2 separate regions of the Homo sapiens genome follow, and region 2 is linked to region 1. Evidence: read pairs that join two places in POLR2A ChIA-PET (ENCODE). Cell type or tissue: K562. All regions are shown on one strand. Links, peaks and the distances in the headings refer to the core of each region. The heading gives the core; the rest is flanking DNA.

What was found. ChIA-PET counts read pairs that join two places held together with the same protein. Peaks named below come from ENCODE experiments on the same cell type or tissue, not always from the same donor. Only the 100,000 strongest peaks of a DNase experiment are listed, where the experiment ranks them.
Region 2: POLR2A ChIA-PET joins it to region 1 with 5 read pairs; 2 of 35 experiments call an interaction of 5 or more read pairs at or near these places.

The regions. Positions count from the first base shown.
Region 1 is chr7:65,728,115-65,735,796 of GRCh38, reverse strand. All of the region lies in intron 2 of LINC03006 (long intergenic non-protein coding RNA 3006), which reads left to right. Among named protein-coding and RNA genes, the nearest start is that of SNORA22, 24 kb to the left of the region's middle. In K562, for the core only: a CTCF peak has its summit at 4,157; a DNase peak (open chromatin) is centred at 4,126; H3K4me3 peaks cover 714 bases.
Region 2 is chr7:66,866,880-66,874,561 of GRCh38, reverse strand. It overlaps the pseudogene GTF2IP23. Among named protein-coding and RNA genes, the nearest start is that of LINC02604, 33 kb to the left of the region's middle. In K562, for the core only: no CTCF peak of the experiment used is centred there; a DNase peak (open chromatin) is centred at 4,691.

The DNA.
Region 1 (7,682 bases), core at 1,757-5,756:
ACTAACCAATTGTGATTAAAAACTTTGCAAAATAAATTGCTAATATTTTTATTATGGCTTCATTTTGCTGTATTGTATTTGGTTCACATGTGCTATTATTCCAGTAAGAACAGCAATTAAACTTTTTTTGTTTTTTTTTTTAGAGAATCTGGCTCTGTCACCCAGGCTGGAGTGCAGTGGCGCAATCTCGGTTCACTGCAACCTCTGCCTCCTGGGTTCAAGTGATTCTCCTGCCTCAGCCTCCTGAGTAGCTGGGATTACAGGCGCCCGCCACCAGGCTCGGCTACTTTTTGTATTTTTAGTAGAGACAGGGTTTTGCCATGTTGGCCAGGCTGGCCTCGAACTCCTGACCTCAGGTGATCCTCCCACCTCGGACTCCCAAAGTTCTGGGATTACAGGCGTGAGCCACTCCGCCCAGCCTAATGAAGCATATTTTAATCTGTTTCATAGTTTTGCCTTGTCTGGCAAGATTACCTCCTGGTTGTTACACTATATGTGACCACTCATTAGTGTCTTCTAGGCAACTATATATATATATTTTTAATGTGATATGCTTTAGCAAAACAGCGTCTACAATACTGCCATCTCATGCCCACAAGTATTAATACAGGTGTGAGTGTGAGGTGGATTCCAGGACCATGAAGAGGTAACAGATTTTATTTTAATTAATTAACTAATTAATTTTTTGGAGGCAAGGGCTCGCTTTTTTACCCAGGCTGGAGTACAGTGGCATGATGACGGCTCACTGTAACCTGGAACTCCTGGGCTCAAATGATCCTCCTGCCTCAGCTTCCCAAGTAGCTAGGACTATAGGTATGCACCACCACACCCAGCAAGATTTTGGTAAATATAAATATTTTATCTGAAATCTATTTAATATTAAACATTTATGAAATACAAATAATAGGTAACTCTTCTAGCCATCCACATTTACATACTTGAGTTTCTTTTCCCCTCAAAACAACTTCTCAGTTACAACTTACACTTAGATACAAACATTTGGTGTTTAACATTTTGTTTCCTTTATTATGCTTTTAAAAAAACTACTTCAGGCTGGGCACAGTGGCTCATGCCTGTAATCCCAGAGCTTTGGGAAGCTGAGGTGGGCAGATCACTTGAAGTCAGGAGTTTGAGACCAGCCTGGCCAACATGGTGAAACCCCATCTCTACTAAAAATACAAAAATTAGCCAGGCATGGGTGTACGTCTGTAATCCCAGCTACTTGGGTGGCTGAGGCAGAAGAATTGCTTGAACCTGGGAGGCAGAGGTTGCAAGATTGCTCCACTGCACTCCAGCCTGGGTGACAGAGAACAAAAGCAAAATATATACAGGTTCTTGACTAGATTGTTATTTCAGACCCCTATTAGGAACCCCACCATGAATTGTATAATTTTTTAATCTCATTATTTCAAAATATCAGAATTCATCCTCTGAATCCTTTATCAGAACCACTTCCCACAGACTTGGTGTTATGGTAAACTGAGGAACAGAGATACTGATATGGGAACACAGGAAGATATTCATTTTAAGGTAAGCACTGGCTCAGTGGATTCACATCTAAAAAGCTGAGCCTAGAACAAAGACAGAGGTGGGGGGTTTATAAGCAGGCTTACAAAAGCAAAACAAAGGCAGTTAATCATATAGTGCATAACTTGTGGCCTTGCATAGCTGGTGGCCTTGTAGCTGCATCGAAAGAAAAACAAGAACTGGCTAAATACAGACATTTGTAAAACACAGTCACGCTTAAGAGGCTAGGGAAAGGAGTGGCTGGGCACAGTGGCTCACACCTGTAATCCCAGCACTTTGGGAGGCCGAGGCAGTGGATCGCTTGAGGTCAGGAGTTCCAGACCAGTCCAGCCAATGATGACACCCTGTTTCTACTAAAAAAGTACAAAAAAAATAGCCGGGCATGGTGGCACATGCCTGTAATCCCAGCTACTTGGGAGGCTGAGGCAGGAGAATCGCTTGGACCCGGGAGGCGGAGGTTGCAGTGAGCCAAGATCATCCCATTCATTGCACTCCAGCCTGGGCAACAGAGTGAGACTCTGTCTCAAAAAAAAACAAAAACAAAAACAAAAAACAAAAAAAAGCTAGAGAAAGGAGAGTAACAGTAAAGTAATTTGTCTTTCTCCTTTTTTTTTCTTTCAACCTTGCTCTGGAAGAGGGAGAGGTGTCTGGAGCCTGTTCCTTTGGTCTTGGCTTTTCGGACAGCGTTATTTTATAACTGTCCTTTAAGTGAGCTGCTAAGCAGAGGAAAACTTGTTTCTTTTCCTTTTAACCTTTGCCTTGCCTGCTACTTTTCTTGAAGTGAATGAATGCATATTTATTTTTAAATTTTCTGCCTCACTGGCAGATATTAAACTGGATGTCCCCAAAAACTTGCAACCATTTTCTTACTAATAAAATCTGGAAATATTATTTATTTAGTTTTATAATAAAGACAGGGCCTTACTTTGTTGCCCAGGCTGGTCTCAAATTCCTAGGCTCAAGCAATCCTCCTGCCTTGGTCTCCCAAAGTGCTGGGATTACAGGCGGGAGCACCGAGCCTGGCCTCAAAATCTGGAAGTATTGAATATAGGGCACATCCAATCCAAGAGCATCAGGCCTCTTGTTACCGGATAGAATTGTGTTTTGGTGACTAGGCACAGTGGCTCATGCCTGTAATCCCAGCAGTTTGGGAGGCCAAGGTGGCCAGATCACTTGAGGTCAGGAGTTCGAGACCAGCCTGGCCAACATGGTGAAACGCTGTCTCTACTAAAAATACAAAAATTAGCTGAGCGTGGTGGCATGCACTTGTAATCCCAGCTACTAGGGAGGCTGAGGCAGGAGAATCACTTGAACCCAGGAGGCGGAGGTTGCAGTGAGCACCACTGCACTTCAGCCTGGGTGACAGAGGGAGACTCGGTCTCAAAAAAAAAAAAAAAAAAGGATTGTGTTTTGGTGGGGAGGGTCCTGTAGCTAAGGGCAGGGATGCTGTGACCATGTGTCCTGCCCCAGGGATTGCATCCTCTGTGTGGGTGAGCAACTTAGAGTGAGCCTGGAGTGCAGACTGTCAGCCTCTGAGGTTTCAGGTTGTGTTTTAGAGTGGACCTTGATGCCCAGCTCCACCCAGCTAACGCCAGTGGTAAATGTTTGGGGGAAACACCTCTTATTTGTTGTAGTTAACATACAAGGAGCTGGGCAAGTGACACATGGGATAAATTTTTTTTTTTTTTTGAGAGGGAGTCTTACTCTGTTGCCCAGGCTGTAGTGCAGTGGCATGATCTTGGCTCACTGCAACCTCCTCTTCCCAGGTTCAAGCAATTCTCCTGCCTTGGCATCCCAAGTAGCTAGGACTACAGGCATGCGCCACCATGCCCCGCTAATTTTTGCATTTTTGTTAGAGACGGAGTTTTGCCATGTTGTCCAGGCTGGTCTGAAACTCCTGACCTCAGGTATCCACCTGTGTCGGTCTCCCAAAGTGCTGGGATTACAGGCTTGAGCCACTGCGCCGGGCCAGAAATTTTTGAAACAGAAAGAAATAGGCTGGGCGCAGTAGCTCACACCTGTAATCCCAACACTTTGGGAGGCTGAGGAGGGAGGATCGCTTCAGCCCATGAGTTCGAGCACAGCCTGGGAAACACAGTGAGAACCCCCCCCCCCCAATCTCTATTTAAAAACATAATAAAAATTAAAAATAGGCCAAATAGGTCAAACCTGGATTTCAAAAGAGGACCCCCACGGGGATTTCATTAATTGCAGAATCAGTGCCGCGGTCCCTTGCTTCCCTCACCTACTCTTATCCCAAGTGGCGGTGGCGGCAGCGCAGAGCAGCTTCTGAAGGTCCAGGAGCTCTTTTGTTCCTCCTCTGCAAAGCAAAGGTGCCACAGGGCGCGGCTTTCCGAGAAAGCGTACTCCGCACGGTGCACCTCTCCGTCTGCAGGCGCTGAGCCCCCGGAGGAGGAGGGGGCAGGCTCGCGGAGCCCCTACCCTGGGGCGGGGCCAAGGCGTCCTCCCAGCCCGGCTTTGCAGAGCAGAGATCTGGTGTCTCCAGTTTACGGAGGCACTTTCAGAACTGATCAGAAGCCACCCCGCTTATCAGCAGATCTCAGGAGAGTGTTCAGTGGAGGCCCTGCCGGTCTGCACAGCTCACCTCCCTGGGAACTGCTCGCCTGAGCGTCGGAGCCGGCCCTGGCCCCCTGCAGCCAGAAAGTTGCAGCCGCAGGAGCCCCGGAGGCCCAGGACGCAGGGTAAGTCCCTGCCTTGTGCCTTCCCTGTGCCCAACTTTCTGATTTCGCCGACTTTCCTTTTCCTCTTCCAGGCTTCCTGTCTGAGTCTACATTTATTCTGCTTAGTCGCATAGGCAGATCATTTCCTAGAATCTCCAGGCTTTCTTTTCATTGATTTATTTTTTGGGGTAGCTTCACTGTCTAATCTCTCAGCAGCTGCCTGTTTCCAAACAGCATGAATGAATGATGCAGTCCTGCGCAGGAGCACTCTCAGTGCAAAATTGGGGCCATCCCAAACTCAGAGTTGAAGTGTCCGACTTTGTCGTCTCCTTTCCCATTAGAATTAGAATTAGAATTTTAAAATAAGTACTTACCAGGTACATTGTTAATAACGATACAACTTCAAGTTGGGAATTAAGTTAATCATGCTTTCATTCATTAAATGTATTTACTATCTTTTTCTTTTTTTCTCTTCTTTTCTTTTCTTTCTTTTCTGAGACCGTCTCATTCTGTCGCCCAGGCTGAAGTGCAGTGGCGCGATCTTGGCTCACTGCAACCTCCCTCTACGGGGTTCAAGGGATTCTCCTGCCTCAGCCTCCCGAGTAGCTGGACGCATGCCATCATGCCCAGCTAATTTTTATATTTGTAGTAGAGACAGGGTTTCACCATGTTAGCCAGGTTTGTCTCAAACTCCTGGCCTCAAGCGATCCACCGCCTCAGCCTCCCAAAGTGCTGGGATTACAGGCATGAGCCACTGTACCTGGCCACTATATTTTCTTTACGTATGTTTGCATATTATTACTTTTTAAATATTTGATGACTGATATTGGAATGAGAATCAGGGAGGAAAATAATAAAATCCAATATTCCTGTATTACAGTGCCAGGTAGGTTTTCAATATCATGACCATAGTCCTGTCACTTTCATGTCGGTGAAACAAAGTAATCAGGACTTTTTAAAATTTTCAGATGATTTAATATATGCCTGATACCTACCTTCCTTCTTTTCTTTTTTGTTTTAAGAGACAGGGTCTCACTTGGTCACCCAGGCTGGAGTGCAGTGGTGCAATCATAGCTTATTGCAGTCGCAAACTCCTGAGCTCAAGTGATCCTCCCCTCAGCCTCCCAAGTAGCTGGGACTACAAGTATGCACCACCATGCCTGGCTCATTTATTTTATTTTTTGTACAGATGACGTCTCACTATGTTGCCCAGGCTGGTCTCAAACACCTGGGCTCAATCAATCCTCTCACCTCGGCCTCCCAAAGTACTGGGATTACAGGGGTGAGCCCCCATGCCCGGCCTTGTTTTATTTTATTTTTAAGAAAATACTTGGACTAGCTGGGCATGGTGGTTCACACCTGTAATCCCAGCACTTTGGGAGGCTGAGGCGAGCAGATCACCTGAGGTCAGGAGTTCAAGACCAGCCTGGCCAGCATGGTGAAACCCTGTCTACTAAAAATACAAAAAATTAGCTGGGCATGGTGGTGTGTGCCTATAATGCCAGCTCTCAGGAGGCTGAGGCAGGTGAATTGCTTGAACCTGGGAGGTGGAAATTGCAGTGAGCTAAGATCGCGCCACTGCACTCCAGCCTGGGCGACAAGAGTGAGACTCCATCTCAGGAAAAAAAAAAGAAAAAAAGAAAAAAAAAGAAAATATTTGGGCTAGAATTAGGGTGGAAGGGATCCTCAAGTTTGCCTAGACCAGCCTCTTATCAGAGACTTTTTTAAAGCCAGTGTTTTATTGCTATATAATTAAATGTAATAAAATACACTCTTTAAGTGTGCATTTTGATGAATTTTGACAAATTTATTCATACTTGTAATCATCACAATAACATTTCCATCACCCAGAAGGTTCCTAGGGCCTCTTTCCAGTCAGCCCCGTCCCAACCCCCAGCCCTACTGATCTGATCTTTGTTGTTAGGGCATTTGTATTTTCTAGTGTTTCATATAACTGAAACAGTATGTGCTCTTGTGTCTGGCTTCTTTCCATCGGTATAATTTTTTTTTTTTGAGATGGAGTTTCGCTCCTGTTGCCCAGGCTGCAGTGCAGTAGCGCAATCTCAGCTCACTGCAACATCTGCCTTCCGGGTTCAAGTGATTCTCCTGCCTCAGCTTCCTGAGTAGCTGGGATTACAAGCATGCGCCACCATGCCCAGATAATTTTGTATTTTTAGTAGAGACAGGGTTTCACCATGTTGGTTGGGCTGGTCACTGCTGACCTCAGGTAATCTGCCTGCCTTGGCCTCCCAAAGTGCTGGGATTACAGGTGTGAGCCACCGTGCCTGGCCTTCCATCGGTATAATTTTTTTTTTTTTTGAGACTGAGTCTTGCTCTGTCCCCCAGGCTGGAGTGCAGTGGCGCAATCTTGGCCCACTGCAACCTCTGCCCCCTGGGTTCAAGCGATTCGCCTGCCTCAGCCTCCTGAGTGGCTGGGACTACAGGCATGTGCCACCGTGCCCAGCTAATTTTTTGTATTTTTAGTAGAGACGGGGTTTCACCGTGTTAGCCAGGATGGTCTCAATCTCCTGATCTCGTGATCCACCTGCCTCAGCCTCCCAAAGTACTGGGATTACAGGCATGAGCCACCGCGCCCAGCCCTATTGGTATATTTTTTAAAATATTTATCCATGTTGTAGCATGTATCAGTAATTCATTTCTTTTTATTACTGAGTAGTGTTCCATCGTAGGGATATACCACAATTTGTTTAGCTATTTATCTGTTGGTGAATATTTGGGTTTTTTCTTGTGTTGGGCAGTCACAAATAAAGCTGCTATGAATATGTTTTCATTTCTCTTGGATAAAACTCCAAGACTGGGATTGCTGGGTGTCTTTTTAATTTTTATTTTTTGAGATGGAGTTTCACTCTTGCTGCCCAGGCTGGAGTGCAATGGCGCAATCTCGGCTCACCGCAACCTCTGCCTTCTGGGTTTAAGCAATTCTCCTGCCTCAGCCTCCCTAGTAGCTGGGATTACAGGCATGTGCCACCATGCCTGGAAATTTTGTATTTTTAGTAGAGACGGGGGTTTCACCATGTTGGCTAGGCTGGTTTTGAACTCCTGACCTCAGGTGATCCACCTGCCTCAGCCTCCCAAAGTGCTGGGATTACAGGCATGAGCCACCGCGCCCAGCCTTGGTGGGTCCTATGATAAGTATATGTTTAACTTTATAAGAAACTGCAGTCCCAGTGTGGTGGCTCACGGCTGTCATCTCAGCACTTTGGGAGGCCAGTGTGGGAGGATTCCTTGAGGCCATGAGTTCAATGTCAGCCTGGGCAACATAGCGAGACCCTGTTTCTACAAAAAATAAAAACTTAGCGGGGCATGGTGGTGTGCATCTGTAGTCCCCGCTACTCAGGAGGCTGAGGTAGGAGGATTGCTTAAGCCCAGGAGTTCTAGGCTGCAGTGGGCTATGATTGCACTGCTGCACTCCAGCCTGGGTGACAGAGCAAGACCCTGTCTCAGACATGCGCA
Region 2 (7,682 bases), core at 2,321-6,320, 1.1 Mb before region 1:
CATAATGGAAAGAGGGTAGATATGCATTTAGGTCTAGGATTACAACTATAGGTGTTTATTTGTTTCTTTGTTGAGATAGAGTCTCACTCTGTCACCCAGGCTGGAATGCAGTGGTGCAGTCTCGGCTCACTGCAACCTCCGCCTCCCGGGCTTAAGCGATTCTCCTGCCACAGCCTCCCCAGTATTACAGGCACCCCCCACCATGCCTAGCTAATTTTTGTATTTTTTGTAGAGACAGGATTTCACCATGTTGGCCAGGCTAGTCTCCCCTAACCTCAAGTGATCTGCCTGCCTCGGCCTCCCAAAGCACTGGGATTACAAGCATGAGCCACTGTGCCTGGCCTGGATTGCAACTATTTTAAGACCACATTCAGCACAAGTGGTTTTTTTTTTTTTTTTTTTTTTTTAATTTTTGAGACGGAGTCCCACTCTGTCATGTAGGCTGAGTGCAATGGCATGATCTCGGCTCAATGCAACCTCCACCTCCCGGTTCAAGCGATTCTCCTGCCTCAGCCTCTCAAGTAGTTGGAACTACAGGACCCGCCACAACGCCTGGCTAATTTTTTGTATTTTTAGTAGAGATGGGGTTTCACCATGTTGGCCAGGCTGGTCTCCAACTCCTGACCTCAGGTGATCCGCCCACCTCAGCCTCCCAAAGTGCTGGGGTGGCATGAGCCACCGCACCTGGCCACAAGTGCTATTTTATTAAATACTTCTGTGGTCCCCCTTCCCCAGACAAAAAGAACAAAGGAAAAAAGAAAGGGGAAGCCATTATTCAGGGCTGGTAAAGGGTTTATCTAGCTTTGTGGTGTAAAAGAACCTGTAATACTTAATAAATTTAATAATACTTAATATTTAATAAATTTAATAAATGTATTAATATTTAACAATATTTAATGGATTTAATAAATTTATTAATATTTAGCAATATTTAATAAAATCAATCCACTGTCTAGCCCTTACGTCAAAACACCAAGGACAACTAGGCCCTCCTACCTCCTCGTAGCTTCAACTAGATAAATGCAAACATGTTGGCTCACGCCTGTAATCCCAGCACTTTTTCTTTTTTTTTTTTGAGTTGGAGTCTCACTCTGTCACCCAGGCTGGAGTGCAGTGGTGTAATCCCAGTTCACTGCAACCTCCGCCTCCAGGTTCAAGCAATTCTCCTGCCTCAATCTCCTGAGTAGCTGGAACTGCAGACACATGCCGACACGCCTGGCTAATTTTTTGTATTTTTAGTAGAGACAGGGTTTCACCATGCTGCCCAGGCTGGTGTCGAACTCTGAGCTCAAGTGATCCACCTGCCTTGGCCTCCCAAAGTGGTGGGATTATAGGCATGAGCCACAGTATTTGGCAATCCCAGCCCTTTGGAAAGCCAAGGTAAGAAGATCAGTTGAGTTCAGGAGTTCGAGACCAGCCTGGACAACATGGGGGAGACACTGTCTCCACAAAAAAAAATAAAAAATTAGCTGGGCTTGGTGGCATATACTTGTGATCCCACACTTACTTGGGAGGCTGAGGTGGGAGGATCACTTGAGCCTAGAGGGTTGAGGCTGCAGTGAGCTACAACTGGGCCACTCAACTCCAGCCCAGAAAACAGGATGAGACCTTGTCTCTTAAAAAGATAGGCCAGGCATGGTGGCTCATGCCTGTAATCCCAGCACTTTGGGAGGCTGAGGCGGGCGGATCACGACCATCCTGGCTAACACAGTGAAACCCCATCTCTACTAAAAATACAAAAAATTAGCCAGGCGTGGTGGCGGGCATCTATAGTCCCAGCTACTCGGGAGGCTGAGGCAGGAGAATGGCATGAACCTGGGAGGTGGAGCTTGCGGTGGGCTGAGATCGCAACACTGCACTCCAGTCCGGGTGACAGAGCAAGACTCCATCTCAAAAAAAATAAATAAATAAAATAAAATAAAAAGATAAATGCAAATTTGAGTCACCTACAGAGTTAAAAGGCCACAAATGTTCCAATGTTAGCTGGGAGTCTAGGAGGGAAGAAGCCTCCACGTCTGCCCCAGTCAACCCAACTAAGAGAAAGAGGTTGGCAGCCAGAGGAACAGGTAAGGCAAGCCTTCATTTGAGACCATCAGCTTCTGCAGAAAAAACATTCCATGGTCATGGGATGACCTGACTGACTGATGCAAACTGTCCATACAGCTAGTTTATCTTTGCCTCCTCTCTAGAGCCAAAATGTATTGGAAATGAATGCCACATGAGACCTATCCCTGCCCTCCTCACCATACACGCTTTTTAGGAGAGCCCACACTAGCTGATGACTCTGGAATTCTGGTGACCATGATTCTGGATATGATGCCGCTCAGCTCTGTCTTTCCAACTACCTTTTAGACATCTCTACCTGGATGTCCTGAGCATCGTGTGTCCAAAGGTGAATTCCTTCTCTCTGGCAACGTGTGTTCTCTGTATCTCCACTTTCCCTGTCTCAATAAATGGCACTGCCATGCACCTAAGATACGTGAACCAGAAACCTGAAGGGCATCCTACAGTCCTCCTTCTGCCCTACTACTATTTCTATTCACCGTGTCAACAATAAGCTGTCCTGATATTTTATCTCCTAAATATCTCTCAAAACCTCACTTCCCTTTCATATTCACTGGCACTCCCTATTCAGCATCTCATCACTCATTCAACAGTATTTAACGAGTATAAAGCATTTATTCTGTTTTTAAACAGAATAAAAACAGTGTGATCTTTGTTTTCTGGTGGCTCAACAATTACTTATTTTTTTCTTTCTTTCTTTCTTTTTTTTTTCCTGAGATGGAGTGTTGCTCTGTTGCCCAGGCTGGAGTACAGTGGCGTCATCTCAGCTCACTGCAACTTCCGCCTCCCAGGTTCATGCCATTCTCCTGCCTCAGCCTCCCAAGTAGCTGGGATTACAGCTACGCACCACCACACCTGGTTAATTTTTGTATTTTTAGTAAAGACGGGATTTCACCATGGTGGCCAGGCTGGTCTCGAACTGCTGACCTCGTGATCCACCCACCTCACCCTCCCAAAGTGTTAGGATTACAGGCGTGAGCCATGTCTCTTATCATTCATTCCCTAAACCATACCTCCTCAAAATTTAAATTAGATCATTTAATTCAGGGGTCAGTACACTTTTTCTATACAAACCAGATAGTAAATATTTTAGGCTTCTGGGCCATATGTGCTCTGTTGAAACTACTCAAGTCTGCTCTTGTAACATTAAAAACAGCCATGGACAATATGTACATCCACGGGTGATACTGTGTTCCAATGTGGTTTAGTCATAAAAATAGGCACCAGGCCAGATTTGACCCATAGGCCGCAGTTTGCCAACACCTGATTTAATCACAATGCTTCTTACTCCATTGGAATTAATCCAGAATCCTTTCCATGGCCTAGAAGGTGCTCCATCCTCATCTGAGTATTACTTGCTCCTCCAGGCTCCACTATGCTCCAGCCACCCTGACCATCTTTATGGTGCTTAAACACCGTGCCAAGTCCGTTCACATCTCAGGTCTCTGCACTTGATGTCCTACCCATCACAAACCACTCTTGCCCAGATCTTCTTTGAGCTGCCTCACCTCAAATGTCACCTCCTCAGAGAGGTCTTCACTGCCCACCCCAATAGGTCAGTACCCATCCCAATGCTCAAACATTCTAACTCCCATAGCTCTATTTATTTTCATCAAATTACTTATCACCATCTGAAAAAATATAATTTGTGGCATGTATATAGTCTGCTTCCCCACCAGCATACCACCACTAGAACAGAAGCTCCCCGAGAACAGAGACTGTCTTACTCATTCTCCCCTAAGTTCCCAGCACCTAGATCTGTGCCTGGCACTTAGCAGGGGCTCAAAAAATATCTGTTATCTAAACTGTTATTGCCTCTAGTCTCACTCCCTCCAACTCACTGGTATCCTCACTACCACTAGTGATCTTTCAAAAATACAAATGGGGCCAAATACGGTGGCTCACGCCTGTAATCACAGCACCTTGGGAGACTGAAGTGAGAGGATCACGTGAACCCAGGAGGCTGCAGTGAGCCATGATCACACCACTGCACCCCAGCCTGGGATAGAGGGAGACCCTGACTCAAAAAAAAAAAAATTGTACTGTATGGTGGTGCACACCTATAGACCCTACTACTTGAGTGGCTGAGGCAAGAGGATCACTGAGCCCAGGAGTCTGAGGTTACAATGAGCTATGATCGCACCACTGCATTCAAGCCTGGGCAACAGAACAAGACTCTGTCTCAAAAACTAGAAAAAGTGGGCTAGTAACAGTGACTCATGCCTGTAATCCCAACACTCTGGGAGGCCGAGGTGGATGGATCACCTGACATCAGGAGTTCAAGACCAGCCTGGCCAGCATGGTGAATCCTCATCTCTACCAAAAATACAAAAATTAGCTAGGTGTGGTGGTGCATGCCTGTAATCCCAGATACTCAGGAGGCTGAGACAGGAGAATCACTTGAACTCGGAAGGCAGAGTTTACAGTAAGCTGAGATCCTGTCACTGCACTCCAGCCTGGGAGCCTGGGTGACACAGCGAGACTCCATCTCAAAAGAAAAAATAAAATACAAATGAATCATTGAATCATGTCACTCTCCTGCTTAAAGTATTTCCATGACTCCCCACTGGCTTTAAGATACAAATGCAAATTATGTGGCAAGATCACTACAGTTCTTATCGCACCTTCCCACACTCTCCCAGTAGTAGACTGTGAGCTCTAAGTGGCAAGGACCAACTCCTATTTATCTTTTTATCTCAAGTGGTCAGCACAGTACCAGGAACACTGTTGGTGTTCCATAAATGGAGAATGAAATCAATCAACATTAGTACAACAACTAGCACAATGCACAAATCTAATGCAGTAACTCAGTAAGTACCCAATTTAAAAGCAATGAAGCAAGATTTTGCACAACTCTTTCCTTTTTTTTTTTTCCCCCCACCGAGGCACAGTCTTGCTCTGTTGCCCAGGCTGGAGTACAGTGGCATGATCTCCACTCACTGAAACCTCCACCTCCTGGATTCAAGCAATTCTCCTGCCTCAGCCTCCCGAGTAGCTGGGATTATAGGCAAGCACCACCACATCTGGCTAATTTTTGTATTTTTAGTACAGATGGGGTTTCACCATGCTGGCAAGGCTGGTCTCGAACTCCCGACCTCGTGATCCACCTGCCTCAGCCTCCCAAAGTGCTGGGATTACAGGTGTGAGCCACCACACCCAGCCTCTTTCTTTTCTTTGGAAGTTACTTGGGTGGGGGCTATGTTTATAACTCTGAATCTGACTTTGGATTTTGTCACCAAGATTTTACCTGGCAGGCAGTCACTCACTACTTTCCATAAGAATGGAGGGGCCGGGCGCGGTGGCTCACACCTGTAATCCCAGCACTTGGGGAGGCCCAGGTGGGTGGATCACGAGGTCAGGAGATCGAGACCATCCTGGCTAACACAGTCAAACATCGTGAAACATCGTCTCTACTAAAAATATAAAAAATTAGCTGGGCGTGGTGGCGGGCGCCTGTAGTCCCAGCTACTGTGGAGGCTGAGCCAGGAGAATGGCGTGAACCCGGGAGGCAGAGGTTGCAGTGAGCCGAGATCGCGCCATGCACTCCAGCCTGGGTGACAGAACGAGACTCTGTCTCAAAAAAAAAAAAAAAAAAAAGAATGGAGGGAGGAGGCAGGGAGAGAAGTCATGCAAATCTATCATGCTGTTTCACACTGATCGACTTGTAAAAGGGTTAGGAAAGGAGACCTAACATGCAGCCTAAAATGCAACTTAGGGATTCTCCATAGATTCCAAGTGTCTACATTCTCCTTGTCATCTATTAGCAAAGAGAACACAATGCTGACTGTTTTGCTGTATAAAATAATCTAAGAGATTCAGGAAATTTCTTCAGAATGGTCTCACCAATAGAATGGGAATTGCTACTTTTGGAAGAATTTCCATTAGCCCTTTGAAATCCTTCAACATTCATTAAGGCCAAAGAGTTCTCACCTAATTTAATCTGATGGGTATGTGAACAGAGTCTTTCTAGGGAATACAGACTCCCAAATTGTTCAGCTGGGAAGTAAGGAGGGAAGTTATTACTCAAAATCAAAGGGAAATGAAAAGAGGCCAACCTAGAATGTCGTTATTCTTTCTTGGGTTGGGGAAATGGGTTCCAGAGTCACTCTGTGACCTTTATTACATGACCTTCTTATTAGCATCTAAAAGCTACCAGTGTTGAATGCAGCCAGCCAGGTTCTCTTCTAATGTAATAAAATCTGCTTCCACAAAGCTTATGTGGAGCCATCTCCAGACTCCAGAAATAATAGGCTATAAATTACTGGATCTCCCGTTTGATATAATGAAGTATAAGCACAGTCCTGAATGACCCCTCTACATACTACTCTGAGTGGCTTGAAGTGAATTTGACACAAGAACTGGAGTGAGCACAAAGCAGAGCTAGATCCAGGATTAATGCACTTGAGCCCACTCCTCACTACTCAACTATAAGCCCAGTTCCAGAACCCAAGAAGTGGGTGGGAAACAAGGCTCCTGGCTTTTTCCCTAGTGTCTACATCTCTTTCACATTTCTTATCTCCTTGCAAAGAAACTAAACAGGTTCAACTAGAATAATTAAATGATTAAACCCTATACAGAGAATCTCCAGAGATTCACAAAACTTCACTCAAGATTGTTACACAGACAACCCTGACGATGACTTGATGCACCAGTGATCTACAATATTTGGGATCATTCCAAATTCCCATCAAGGATCCGCCTGTATCAACATGGGAGCCAAGGACCAACCATTCAAATGGGCCCTGCTGCCCAGCCTTTTTTATAATGCCATCTCTTCATATTGTTCCATTTAACAAAACTGCTGCCCATCATCTATCCTTAAGTCCCTTTGCCAATCAATGGTACAGAGCCAGAGTATGCTCCTCCCTAGCAGGAAATCAACAGGATGACCTGCTAAACAGCATTCAGAAAATGCTGAGACCCATGAATTACAATAGGAAAGAAAAGACAGAGAATTAGTCAGCCAGGTACATGCTGTGCCAAAAAATGCACTACAACCCCCACCCAATTCTGCCTAATCCTAGCTGGGATGATAGCAACCTGATGGACAGGCCTATAAGATCTCAAACTAAAACAGGAACTTCTGAACTGGGTTCTTTAGAACCCAGGAAGCAGCAGTAAATCATTAAAGAACAGATTAAGATCTTGAGGAGGTGAGGGAGGGTTTCAGATAAATGGAATGCTGGTAGAACACAGGGCCCAAAGGAGCAAAAGTTAACTAAGCCCAGGTAGAACCTTGTTTACTGAAGTATTAGGCAACTAATACTCTACAAGGTAACTTGTTTATTAGAGTATTAGAATAGGGGCAACTATTCTAACCGGAGAAATTGGCTCCAGTGAGGGTGGGGTGGCAATCCAAGGTACGACATGCATAGGGCTGGCAAAATTCAGGGTGACTGGAGCAAAAGCTTCAGAACTAGAAAGACCGCATCTGGGGTAGAGCACAAAACTCTCAGGAGATGAGTCTTTGTAAGAGTGAGGCAGAACTACTTGGCACTTTTAGGAGATCTGCTGATGCCCAGCAAGAGCATACTGGCTGTAAGAAGGGATGCAGGCGAGGAGGTTCACAAAAGTGATTCAGTCCAAGAGCCCAAACTGTGTTCTCTACTAAAAGGAAT